2 separate regions of the Mus musculus genome follow, and region 2 is linked to region 1. A link is a loop called in an ENCODE intact Hi-C map of the cell type or tissue named here. Cell type or tissue: left cerebral cortex. All regions are shown on one strand. Links, peaks and the distances in the headings refer to the core of each region. The heading gives the core; the rest is flanking DNA.

Region 1 (5,851 bases), core at 523-5,522:
GCTTATCAGAGCTGTCTGGGGGTGGTTTAAGCATAGGACTCACACCTTAGACCATTTCCCATTGGCTTTTTCATGTAACCTTCCAGAGTGTCACTGTCTTCCACCCTGAGCTTTTCTGACCTTCCCACCTTGTAAGAGGAGGTTGTATCTTAAACAGCTTTCTATCTGCAGGCCTACCATAGTATTTGGCTCAAAAGTAGTAGGCATACAAGATAAATGTGTTTGGTAAGCCACATTGCCGGAACCTTCAGGTTCTCCCAGGATGCACCAAGTACAGACTTGGCGTGGGATTAGGGCTCCATGTCCCAGGCCCTGCCTTCTGTGTCTAGACGAGTACCGCCTTCAGGTCCTCCCACGGTGCTATTTAAACTTCTTATCCTGTGGACATCAGCTCAAGCTTAGGTTCCCTGGCATCTCACTTAGCTTTGCGGAATGTTTACGTTTCTCTGGTCTCATACCATCACAGCACTAGTTTATCAGCATTCATTGTTGTTGTTGTTATTATCTTGTGTCTTGAGTCTTTTCAGTGTATGAGCCTGTCTCTTTGTTTATCTGCTTGCAGAGCTAAGGTATCATTTGTCTTTCTTGGTGTAGCAAGGAATTTGGTTCTTGATCAGATGGGCTCTTAGAAAGCCATCCTTGATTTCCCTGGTATTTTCTTGGAGTGATGGAGTATCTGTTAACACCTGGAGGCCCCATAGTTTGTGTTTTTGGGGGACTCATTTGGGTTCTCTCACATTTTACTAGGAGCTCTGAATATCAGTACTCTGCTGAGCTTCCTAGCTTGGCAGTAATACTCTCAGCATATTGTCAACGACAGGAGGGCTAGGTGTCCCCAGGGACAAGAAGACTTCGTATTCGGTTCCCCCAGAATACATTTTCCCTTCTTCCGCCTCTCTCCAATCTGTATCTTTTTATGAGTTGTGACTATACTGCTTATCTGAATTCTATGGTCATTTTAAGGAATCACCAAACCCGACAGTTGTGGGAAGGGAAGGCAGATTTGTAGCCAACTAGTATGGGACTCCTGACCTATCTGTTGATGTCAGAAGTTGGGGCAGGTGGGGCCGACAAGAGGAACCTCCCTGTTCCTCCAGCTGGCTAACTCGTGGGGACCATAGGCTTCTTGGGACAGGGCTTTACGTATGATTACTCAATAAAGCTTGTATTGAATTGCCTTGTGTTTTGTTTTGAAGTATTACTAGTCTTTATTATGTATGTATACTTAAACATAGCTATTTCTGTTCTATTATACTTTGTTTTAAATGTAGCTGATTGCAACTTACTTTGTTGATTTCAAGATTTGGTCTTGGTTCATTGCTAGTGAAAATTGATTTGTGTTTTACATGCTTTCTTGCTGTTTAGTTACCTCAGCCATTCTGTCAGGACCATGAATCTGGTTCTCTCAGGGAATTCTGTACTGTCTTGCCAACCTTAGATGCAGGCACTGGGCATCCACTTTGGGAGTAGTCCACTCAATCTTTGGGCCAGAAATCTGTATCTGCCCATCTGCCACAGCTAATAACCTCTATATGTCTTCTCCCTCTCTTTTTAAGGTAACATTTGCCGGTCACCCATTGCAGAAGCAGTATTCAGGAAACTGGTAACTGATGAAAAGGTTTCAGATAATGTGAGTACCATTCAGTAGTGTGACGAGTCCAGACTGAATCCCTTTGGGCAGCAAGGTGCCAGAACACTTCTTTTCTCTCCTGCAGTGGAGGATAGACAGTGCGGCTACATCCACCTATGAAGTGGGGAACCCTCCTGACTATCGAGGGCAGAACTGCATGAGAAAACATGGCATCCACATGCAGCACATTGCACGGCAGGTACCGTACTGGAGCTTGACATATGTTTTGTGTTACAGTGGGCCATTGACAGCAGCGCCGTTTCCGACTGGAACGTGGGCCGGCCCCCAGACCCAAGAGCTGTCAGCTGCCTAAGAAATCATGGCATTAGCACAGCCCATAAGGCAAGACAGGTAGAAAAGATCTCGTTTAATTTCTACTACATAGAATCCCATTACTTGAGAGTCTGACCACCCTGTGTGTTGCAGCATGTATTTGGTTGGGGGCGACTGACTTGCTGCCTGTGTAGTTGTGGAAGATTTGGATGGCCTTGGGTAACGTGTTAAAGTACAGATAAAAGACATAAGCCATAGTGATACAATGTTTGCTGTGAGCCAGACTTGGCTGTGGTCTTCATTTTGTTACCATGTACAGACTCTCTGGCTAGACATTTCTGCTTATGCTACTAGTTTGTTAGTACACATGTCTTTTTCTACTTTAAAGTACCTTAAACATACAGCTCTAGTGCCTTGTTAACACTTGTCTGTCTGGAAGACTGGAATTAAAAACAAACCCTTTAGTTACAGACAAAGATAGTTTTGTATCCATATTACCAGAAGATGGCAGCCTGATGTATTTCTTTGAGTTCCTTATTGAAATTAAGTTGTTCTTTTATGTTGTTTTTAACAAACCGTTCTCAACTGTTGTTTTTTTTATTATTTTTTGGCTTTTTAGTTCCAAAGCACTAGTAAAGAATACTTTGTACGTCAGTGTCACATTTTCCTTATGTTCTTTCTCTTTACCAATTGCCACACTTTATGCAAATAACTATTTTAGTACAGTTCTTAACATGTTATTTTTCTAATCTTTCAACTTAGGTTGTAAATGGCATATGGTTAGGGTGCTAGCTCTTGAACTCAAAGCAATGTCTTGGGATAGGAACTTTTAGCATGGCCGACTGGAGAACCGCCCCTGCTGGTCAAGTGTGCTCACGTGTCCCCGTTTTCAGTGTCATCAGCTTCTCCATGGACTGAGTCCATCATCAAGGTTGCTTGGCCGCTTCTCCCCTCTTGTGCAGTGGTCCCTCCCAAAGTTTCACTGTGCGTTCTAACATTGTAGGAGTAGAATCATCTTGCTTGTGTTGTTGAGTCAGGGTCACACTGGCACTTGAGGCAGTCCTCGTGGTTCAGCCTCCTCAGGCTGGAATTGCAGGTCTGCCCCATGTCCCTGGCACAGCAGTGGAGTGCACGCACACGTAGCATCTTTTCCATGTCGCTGCTGAGGGTTACAGCAGTTTGCCCTGGGCAGGGTTAAGTGCTGTATTGTTCCTTTTGTACCTCTGCTGGACGTGTGGGTGGCTTCTGTTGTGAGAATCTGTGGGCAGTGGCACCCCAGATGGAGCCATCTAATGGGTTCATAGCCAGCATCTGTACCTATACCTCACCAAATGCACAGAGCATGTCTTCTTGTCTTTTAAGAAGTGTATGTGTCTATTGCATATGCCAGCAAGATTTTGCTGACAGAACCCTGACATAGCTCTCTCTTGTGAGGCTATGCCAGTGCCTGGCAAATACTAAAGTGGATGCTCACAGTCATTTATTAGATGGAACACAGGGCCCCCAATGAAGAAGCTAGAGAAAGTACCCAAGGAGCTGAAGGGGTCTGCAACCCTATAGGAGGAACAACAATATGAACTAACCAGTACCCCCAGAGCTTGTGTCTCTAGCTGCGTGGCAGAGGATGGCCTAGTAGGCCATCAATGGGAGGAGAGGCACCTGGTCTTGTGAAGATTATATGCCCCAAATACAGGGGAATGCCAGGGCCAGGAAGCGGGAGTGGGTGGGTTGGGGAGCAGCGAAGGGGGGGGGGGGAAGGTATAGGGAATTTTCGGGATAGCACTTAAAATGTAAATGAAGAAAATATCTAATTAAAAAAAAGAAGTGTGTGTAAAAAATTGATGGTATCTCTATTTTGTTTGGAAAATTGATCTGATTGATTGCTTTTGCTGATTTTTTTTTAATTTTTTTACCAATTTATTGACATTGATATTTATGTTTCCATACTTTAAAAAATTTTTTAAAATTCATTCATTTATTTATTTACACCCCACATTTTATTCCCCTCCTAGTCCACCCTTTGACTGTTCCACATCTCATACCTCCTCCCCGCCCTTCTGTCTCCATGAGGATGTCCCCATTCCCACCCCCTCACCCCACCTGACCTCTAAACTCCTGGGTCCTCCAGTCTCTTGGGGGTTATTTGCGTCATCCCTGATTGAACCTAGACCTGACAGTCCTCTGCTATATATGTGTTGGGGGCCTCAGATCAGCTGGTGTATGCTGCCAGGTTGGTGGTCTAGTGTTTGAGAGATCTCCAGGGTCTAGGTTAATTGAGACTGCTGGTCTTCCTACAGGGTTGCCCTCCTCCTCAGCTTCTTTCAGCTTTTCCCTAATTCAACTACTGGGGTCAACAGCTTCTGTCTCCATTGGTTGAGTGCAAATATCTGCATCTGACTCTTTCAGCTGCTTGTTGGGTCTTTCTGAGGGCAGTCATGCTAGGTTCCTTTTTGTGAACGCTCCATAGCCTCAGTAATAGTGTCAGACCTTGGGTCCTCCCCTTGAGCTGGATCCCACTTTGGGCCTGTTGCTGGACCTTCTTTTCCTCAGGCTCCTCTCCCTTTCCATCTCTGCAGTTCTTTCAGACGAGATTAATTATGGGTCAGAGATGTGTCTGTGGGATGGCAACTCCATCCCTCACTTGATGCCCTGTTTTTTGCTGGAGGTGGGCTCTACAAGTTCCCTCTCCCCTCTGTAGGGCATTTCATCTAAGGTCCCTCCCTTTGAATCCTTAGAGTCTCACCTCCCAGGTCTCTGGTACATTCTGGAGGATCCTGCAACCTCCTGTCTCCTGAGGTCCAAGGTTGCCTGTTTCCATTCTTTCTGCTGACCCTCAGGGCTTCAGTCCTTTTCCCCTCACCCAACACCACATCATGATTCCCCGCCCCCCATGTCCACTTTCCCTCTCAGTCCCTCCCTCTGCCCTTGTGATTGCTTTCTTCTCTCTCCCTAGTAGGACTGAGGTGTCCTCACTTGGGCCCTTCAGCTTGTTGACCTTTTTGAGTTCTGAGGACTGTATCTTGGTTATTCTGTACTTTTTTTTCTCTTCTTTTTTCTTTTGGCTAATATCCACTTATTAGTGAGTACGTACCATGCATGTCCTTTTGGGACTGAGTTACATCATTCAGGATAATATTTTCTAGTTCCATCCATTTGCTTGCAAAACTCATGATGTCCTCGTTCTTAATAGCTGAGTAGTTATCCCACTGGGTAAATGTGTAAATACGTTTTCTGTATCCATTCTTCTGTTGTGGGATATCTGGGTCGTTTCCAGCTTCTGGCTATCACAAATAAGGCTGCTATGAACATAGTGGAACACATGCCCCTGTGGCATGGTGGGGCATCTTTTGGGTATATTCCTAAGATTGGTATTGCTGGGTGTTAAGGTAGATCTATTACAGTTTCCTGAGGAACCTCCAAAAGTTTCCAGAACTTTTGACTTCCAGAGTGGTTGTACTAGTTTGCAATCCCACTAGCAATGGAGGAGTGTGATAATATCTCTTTTTTTTCTGGCTGTTGGTTTTCTCTCTGGTCTCCAGTTCATCAGCTTTGCTGTGGGAGACCAACGCATGCTTTTTGAACTGGGACTTGATGCTTTTTAACCAGTTTTTTGGAAATTAGGCTTTTTCTTTTTGTTTGTTTGGTTTTTTTTTGGAGAGGCAGCTTTCATATATATTGGACATAAAAATCTTTCTGTTCTTTCATTCCGCCGAGTTTAATTAGCATTATTTTCATGCCGCCTATGATGTGGGGCTGTTTGCTGGACAGTAGGTAACTTACCATTGGCAGGGAAGAAAAATTATCCCCTCACATACCCTCCCTCATTCTCACCAGAATTTTGAGGGCTCCATGTTTTGTAGAGAACAAAAGCTGTTGTGAATTTACAAGTGAACATATTCTTTGTATTTTAAGTAAGGTCTGCTAATGCCTTTCTGGGTCATTTCTGAG
Region 2 (5,851 bases), core at 427-5,426, 100 kb before region 1:
AAGACAGAACCTTAGGGCCATTCCCCACTCCAATTGAGACCAGGAGGTAGGATGGGGTCCTGACAACTCTATAGGTTTCTGCCGTTGTTTTTACAGCTTGTTGCTTGGTGATAACCACTTGAAAACACAACTGAAGACATCCTGGTTCCTAGAAAAAGCACAGCTGCTCATCGCTGCTGTACCAACAGTCCCCCTCCCTTTGCAAAGCCCCCTTTAAACATCCTAATATATCTTTTAAAGGCAACAGAAGCATATCTGGAACTTCCACCAACGGGCATCTCTGACGACTGTGGATCCTCTCTCTCTCTATATATATGGGATTTGAGTATTCTGATGAAATAAAATCCCTGTGATATATAAATCTGCTGTTGTCCTCCTAAGTATTTTGGCTTTCCAAAATCATTTAACATAAAGGACTGGGGAATTGGAGAACATCCTTGAGTTTCTCTGATGCGGCTTTCTAGTCAGACTCTGTGGGTAGCAAAGAAAGCGAGTCCTGTTTTCACTTGTGCTAGGGCATCAAACTGATTTTTCTTATGCTATATGCATAGGAAGTTTTTGGAATTGACTGTGTTTCCTTTGCTGCCTTGGAAATCCCCATCTTACCAGCACATGCAAAAGGAATTACAGAATTTTCACACATCTAAAACAAGTGTTTTTTTTTTTAATTTTAACATACTGTCCCAATAAGTATGGGTGATGATGTTGAACACCACAGCAAACAGTTCAAAAGAGCTATGCAACATAAAGCTAAACTTCTAAGCCAATGCTTTAAATCTACGTTTACTGCACTCCCCCATCCCCAATGGAGGCTCAATAGTTGGATATTTAGCATTTCAGAATCATATGGCAAACACACTTATTAGTTTGAAGACAGGCAACTATTAAAGACTTAAGCTACATTCATGAGAAAAAGCCACGTGAACATATTGTCTGTGGTTCCTGTAGTGGAGGGTCACATCCATGAGGTCATCTTTACATACATGGGATGACTCATTGGAGCTGCTCTTGGGACCAAGATCCCTTATGGACAGTGCAGCAGACACAAAGTTTAGTTTGGTAATCTCCTGCAAGATCTTGGGAAGCTTAGATACAAGTTAGAAAGTTTCATGTTTTGTGACATAACATTCACACAACAGTCCTATACTCCCTCCCTGCTGATGCCACTGTCATAAGGTAGAGATCCCAAGAGAAGTTTCCTAATGGCCTCAGTACCAGAAAAACCCTTAAAGAGCAACACCTCAGCATCTCATAATGAAAAGTTAGTTTGCGGTTTAGAGACCAGACAAAGGAATATTTTCCAGTTGTAACGTTTTGTTATGTACCAGGACAAATGTAGCAAGTCGAAGATGCAATTGCAACATGCCTAGTTAGGTCTCCTCAGTTTTCTATGCTAACAAAGCATAAAATACAGTATCATTAAATTCTGAGTGCATCATGTAGGGGAACCCCATGACCTTGGAGTGAGATGGCTGCTCAGTTGTAACACCAGAAAGATTATTCATGAAACAAACAAAAGATCAGAATTCCTTAAAACTAAGAACTGGCCGGGCATGGTGGTGCACACCTTTAATCCCAGCACTTGGGAGGCAGAGGCAGGCAAATTTCTGAGTTCAAGGCCAACCTGGTCTACAGAGTGAGTTCCAGGACAACCAGGACTACAGAGAAACCTGGTCTCGAAAAAACCAAAACAAAAAACAAAAACAAAACAAAACAAAACAACCCGACAACAAAAACCAACAACAACAAAAACCTAAGAACTGTTTTTCAAAAGGCAGTGCTAAGAGAAAGAAAAGAAGCTATAGACATGTATAGACTGTGACATATATGAGTAAGTATGCTGTCCTCGGTAGGGGCACTACTGCTGTGAAAAACACCATGACCAAAAGCAAGTTGGGGAGGAAAAGGTTGACTTGGCTTACACTTCCGCATCACTGTTCATTATTGAAGGAAGTCAGGACAGGGACACAAACAGAGCAGCGGCCTGGACGGAGGAGCTGATGTAGAGGCTCTGGAAAGGTTCTCCCTACTGGCTTGTTCAGCTTTCATACAGAACCCAGGACCACCACCCACAGTGGGCTGTGCCTCTCTATCAATCACCAGTTAGGAAAATTCCCTACAGGCTTGCCAACAGCTCAGTCTTATGGAGGCATGACTTTAGCTTGTGCCAAGTTGACATGAAATTAGCCATCACAGATGCATATAGAATAAAGTCAAAATACAATGTATGAAAGAATTAATATAATATTTTAAGTCTTCAAAGAACGGGAGCCCACATACCACACAGTGTTCTACACTAAATGTGAGGGGTGCTTCTGTGACCTTCTGGGCTTTATCAGATCTAAATATGCCTACGGAAAGAACTAAATATAACATTCTTGTCTATTAACATCAAGGTAATAATTTTACAGACTATCAAATAAAAACTTACCACTAACAAGCCAACACTTTTTCAGAGATAAGAGGAAGCTTTATCATAGTAAGCGCCTGAAAAAAAAATGTATTCAAGAGAGGAAAAAGAACACATCCATCTATATATAACATCTATCCTGAACTTGCTCCAAATCATTTTGCAAACTCCTGGCTCAATAGTTTCAGAGGGGTGCAGCATGGCTAATTCATTAATATTCTGCCTTGTGGCTGAGTGTATGCTAAGACGCATCTTGAGATTCTGCCACCAGAGGGCGCCAGGAGACTACTAGGGAAACAGGACTAGGGAGGTCTGTGGGCCCTTGTGGATAGACTATTTCTGTACATAAAATATAATAAAACATGTTCTTATACTTTTTTACTGTGAAAGTAACATAAAAGTAACATAAAATGGTATAAAATAACAAGAAGTATATGTTTGAAACAAGCAGAAGCTAGTTTTTCTTCCATCACTGCAGAAAATCTGGGGTTCTAGTGCCTTAAGGAGCTTAGATGAGACTGCTTTGGCCCAATCTTTAGTGTTTTCTTAGCATTTAGTTTCTTCACATGAAATTCAAGAAGAAGGAAGAGCAAAGTGTGGATACTTTTCTCTTTCTTAGAATGGGGAACAAAATACCTATGGAAGGAGTTACAGAGACAAAGTTCGGAGCTGAAATGGAAGGAAAGACCATCCAGAGACTGCCCTACCCAGGGATCCATCCCATATACAACCATCAAACCCAGACACTATTGCATATATCAGCAAGATTTAGCTGACAGGATCCTGACATAGCTTTCTCTTGTGAGGCTATGCCAATGCCTGGCAAATACAGAAGTGGATGCTCACAGTCATCTATTGGATGGAACACAGGGCCCCTAATGAAGGAGCTAGAGAAAGTACCCAAGGAGCTAAAGGGGTCTACAACCCTATAGGAGGAACAATGATATGAACTAACCAGTACTCCTAGAGCTATGTCTCTAGTTGCATATGTAGCAGAGGATGGCCTAGTTGGCAATCAATGGGAGGAGAGGCCCTTGGTATTGCGAAGATCATATGCCCCAATACAGGGGAATGCCAGGGTCAGGAAGTGGGAGTGGGTGGATTGGGGAGCAGGGCAGGGGGAGGGTATAGGGGGATTTTGGGATAGCATTTGAAATGTAAATGAAGAAAATATCTAATAAAAATGACTTAATTAAAAAAATGCAGGACAGCATTGTGTGCCTAAGACTTGACTTGCCATTCAAAAGCCTTGAGGCAGGCATCTAAAACAGAGGGATTCATCGAAATCTTCTGACTGGAGATTCCATCCTCATGTCCTGTAACACGCTCCACTCATCAAATATGTAAATGGGAGAACCATAGCTGTGGAGCAGTGGACCGTGCCAGGAAACTTGGTAAGGTTGAGCAGGTTGGAAGCCCTGTAACCCAGAGGGGATGGTAGGAGCTTCACCTGCTTCTGACATGGCCCCTGTCATGTGACCACACTCGCTACATAGGAATGTGACCTGTGGTCATGTAGATCAGAAGGGAGTTCTCCATGCTAATGAGGCATCTAGAGTTTCCCAATAAGCTTCCCATCATGGGCATTCCTTCCAGCAAACGGTATTTATCTCTGGTCCACCCTGAGGAGGTGATAGGCACCCATTTTCCATGATGAACAGTCAGTAAACAGTTTGGAACCAAGGACTGTCTCTCTCATCAAGAACTGCCCTGGGGAGCATGGAGGAAGCCTTCACCTACAGAGCTGTGCCATCTAAGTCTTCCACAGAAGGACCCTCTGTGCTCTGGACTCACCACCGCTGAGCCAAACTGGAGTTTCCCATTCCCCCTGGCCCTGGGCTCATCCTCAGCCTGAGGCATCCTTCATTCTCGGCTCCTCTGAGACTTCCAGTGGCATGTGTATGTCCAAGAGTTTGGGAGGCCCGCTCATCCCAGGCCCGTGGACTTCGACCCTCTGACTCCTCCACATGGTTTCCAGTGGTGACTGGGCAGCTGGAAGTCAGGGAACCCCAACTTTGGCCTCCTACATCTTAGACTGTGTTTTCCCACCCAGAGTGGTGTATTGGTGCTTACTTTGCAACACTGGCACAGGGTAAATGCAGTCTAGCATCTCAGCATTTTACCTGCCCAGTGGTGTTCCCACACCCCAGCAGGAGATGGAACAACGCAGAACCACACAGAGCCAGAGCGTGCCTCTGGATAAATGAAATGGTCTAGAACAAGGTATCACTTATTAGTGTCGGAGAAACTGACTCTCAATGAAAGACCACTAAAGAATCGTTACTCTGACAACACATCGTCTCTCCTTATTAGATCATCCAATGTACACCAAGGATGACAAGTATAGGTGGGCGCTACAACCACAGGAAAGACCAAAGTTGAGAAGCAGATTCAATTATATATAAAAAAAACAAACTCTCTAGCCACAGGAGAAACAAGAAAGTCTTACATGATTATTCATTTAGTAGTATTGTCTGAGGTTTCAACCTTACAAATATATCACTTTGATACGTTCCTAACTATTAGGATCAACCATTGGATATTGGTTGGTACTCAAATATCAGTTATTTACATGTTCAACACATTATTTTGGTGAAAATAGGACACAGTTGATTCAAAACCTGTTAGAAAACAAGGAAGAAGTAAGATGTGGAAGGTTTTATAAGTACACAATAATGGAAGATTATTATGAACATTTTATTGAAGTCTGAAGTTTACCAAACCCAATCTCCTAAGCGAATCTGGAGATGGAGCTTTGGGAGAGACTCAAGGCACAGCAATGGAAATGGAGCAGAGCCAGCAATGATCTATAAACAGAAGTAAAAGAAGGAGCAAGTTAAATACAAAGCCACATGCCTAAGAGGTTAGACGTTGCAAGAACTAGTGGAATTAGAGGACATCATGTGAATAGACTCTCAGCTGACCCAAGGGAATGTCTGTGATACCAATTCCAAGAAGGAAAAACTTGAAATCTCTGAATGTGAGCAACCAAACCCTGCCTTGGAAGTAGCAACCCAGAAATCTACACAAATGCCCACATTTAGAGCCTGAGATGGATTTATACCTACACGCAGACACAGGTAGGAAACGGTTTACTTCTGTCAGATGTGTCTGAGGATTAAATCAGCAATTTTCACTTGCACACACATGTGGACACACACACACATGGACACATGCACATAAATTCACACATGCACATGTGGACACATGCATAGAGCCACATATTCACACATGCAAGCATGAACACACTCACACAGCCACACATTCACACACACACACAGCCACACATTCACACACACAGAGTCACACACACACACACACACACACACACACACACACACACACACACACAGTCACAACACACACACAGTCACACACACACATACACACACATACACACACACACATTCACACACACACACAGCCACACATTCACACACA

What was found. Peaks named below come from ENCODE experiments on the same cell type or tissue, not always from the same donor. Only the 100,000 strongest peaks of a DNase experiment are listed, where the experiment ranks them.
Region 2: it touches region 1 in a loop (2.0-fold over the local background); 3 of 42 quality-filtered maps call a loop at or near these places.

What each region holds. Positions count from the first base shown.
Region 1 is chr12:30,900,848-30,906,698 of GRCm38, reverse strand. Acp1 (acid phosphatase 1, soluble) reads left to right here. Exons shown (of 6, transcript NM_021330.4): 2 at 1,557-1,630; 3 at 1,716-1,829. Among named protein-coding and RNA genes, the nearest start is that of Acp1, 7.8 kb to the left of the region's middle. In left cerebral cortex, for the core only: no CTCF peak of the experiment used is centred there; a DNase peak (open chromatin) is centred at 3,145.
Region 2 is chr12:31,002,037-31,007,887 of GRCm38, reverse strand. No RefSeq gene overlaps it. Among named protein-coding and RNA genes, the nearest start is that of Gm25408, 52 kb to the left of the region's middle. In left cerebral cortex, for the core only: a CTCF peak has its summit at 2,683 (motif pointing right); a DNase peak (open chromatin) is centred at 2,679.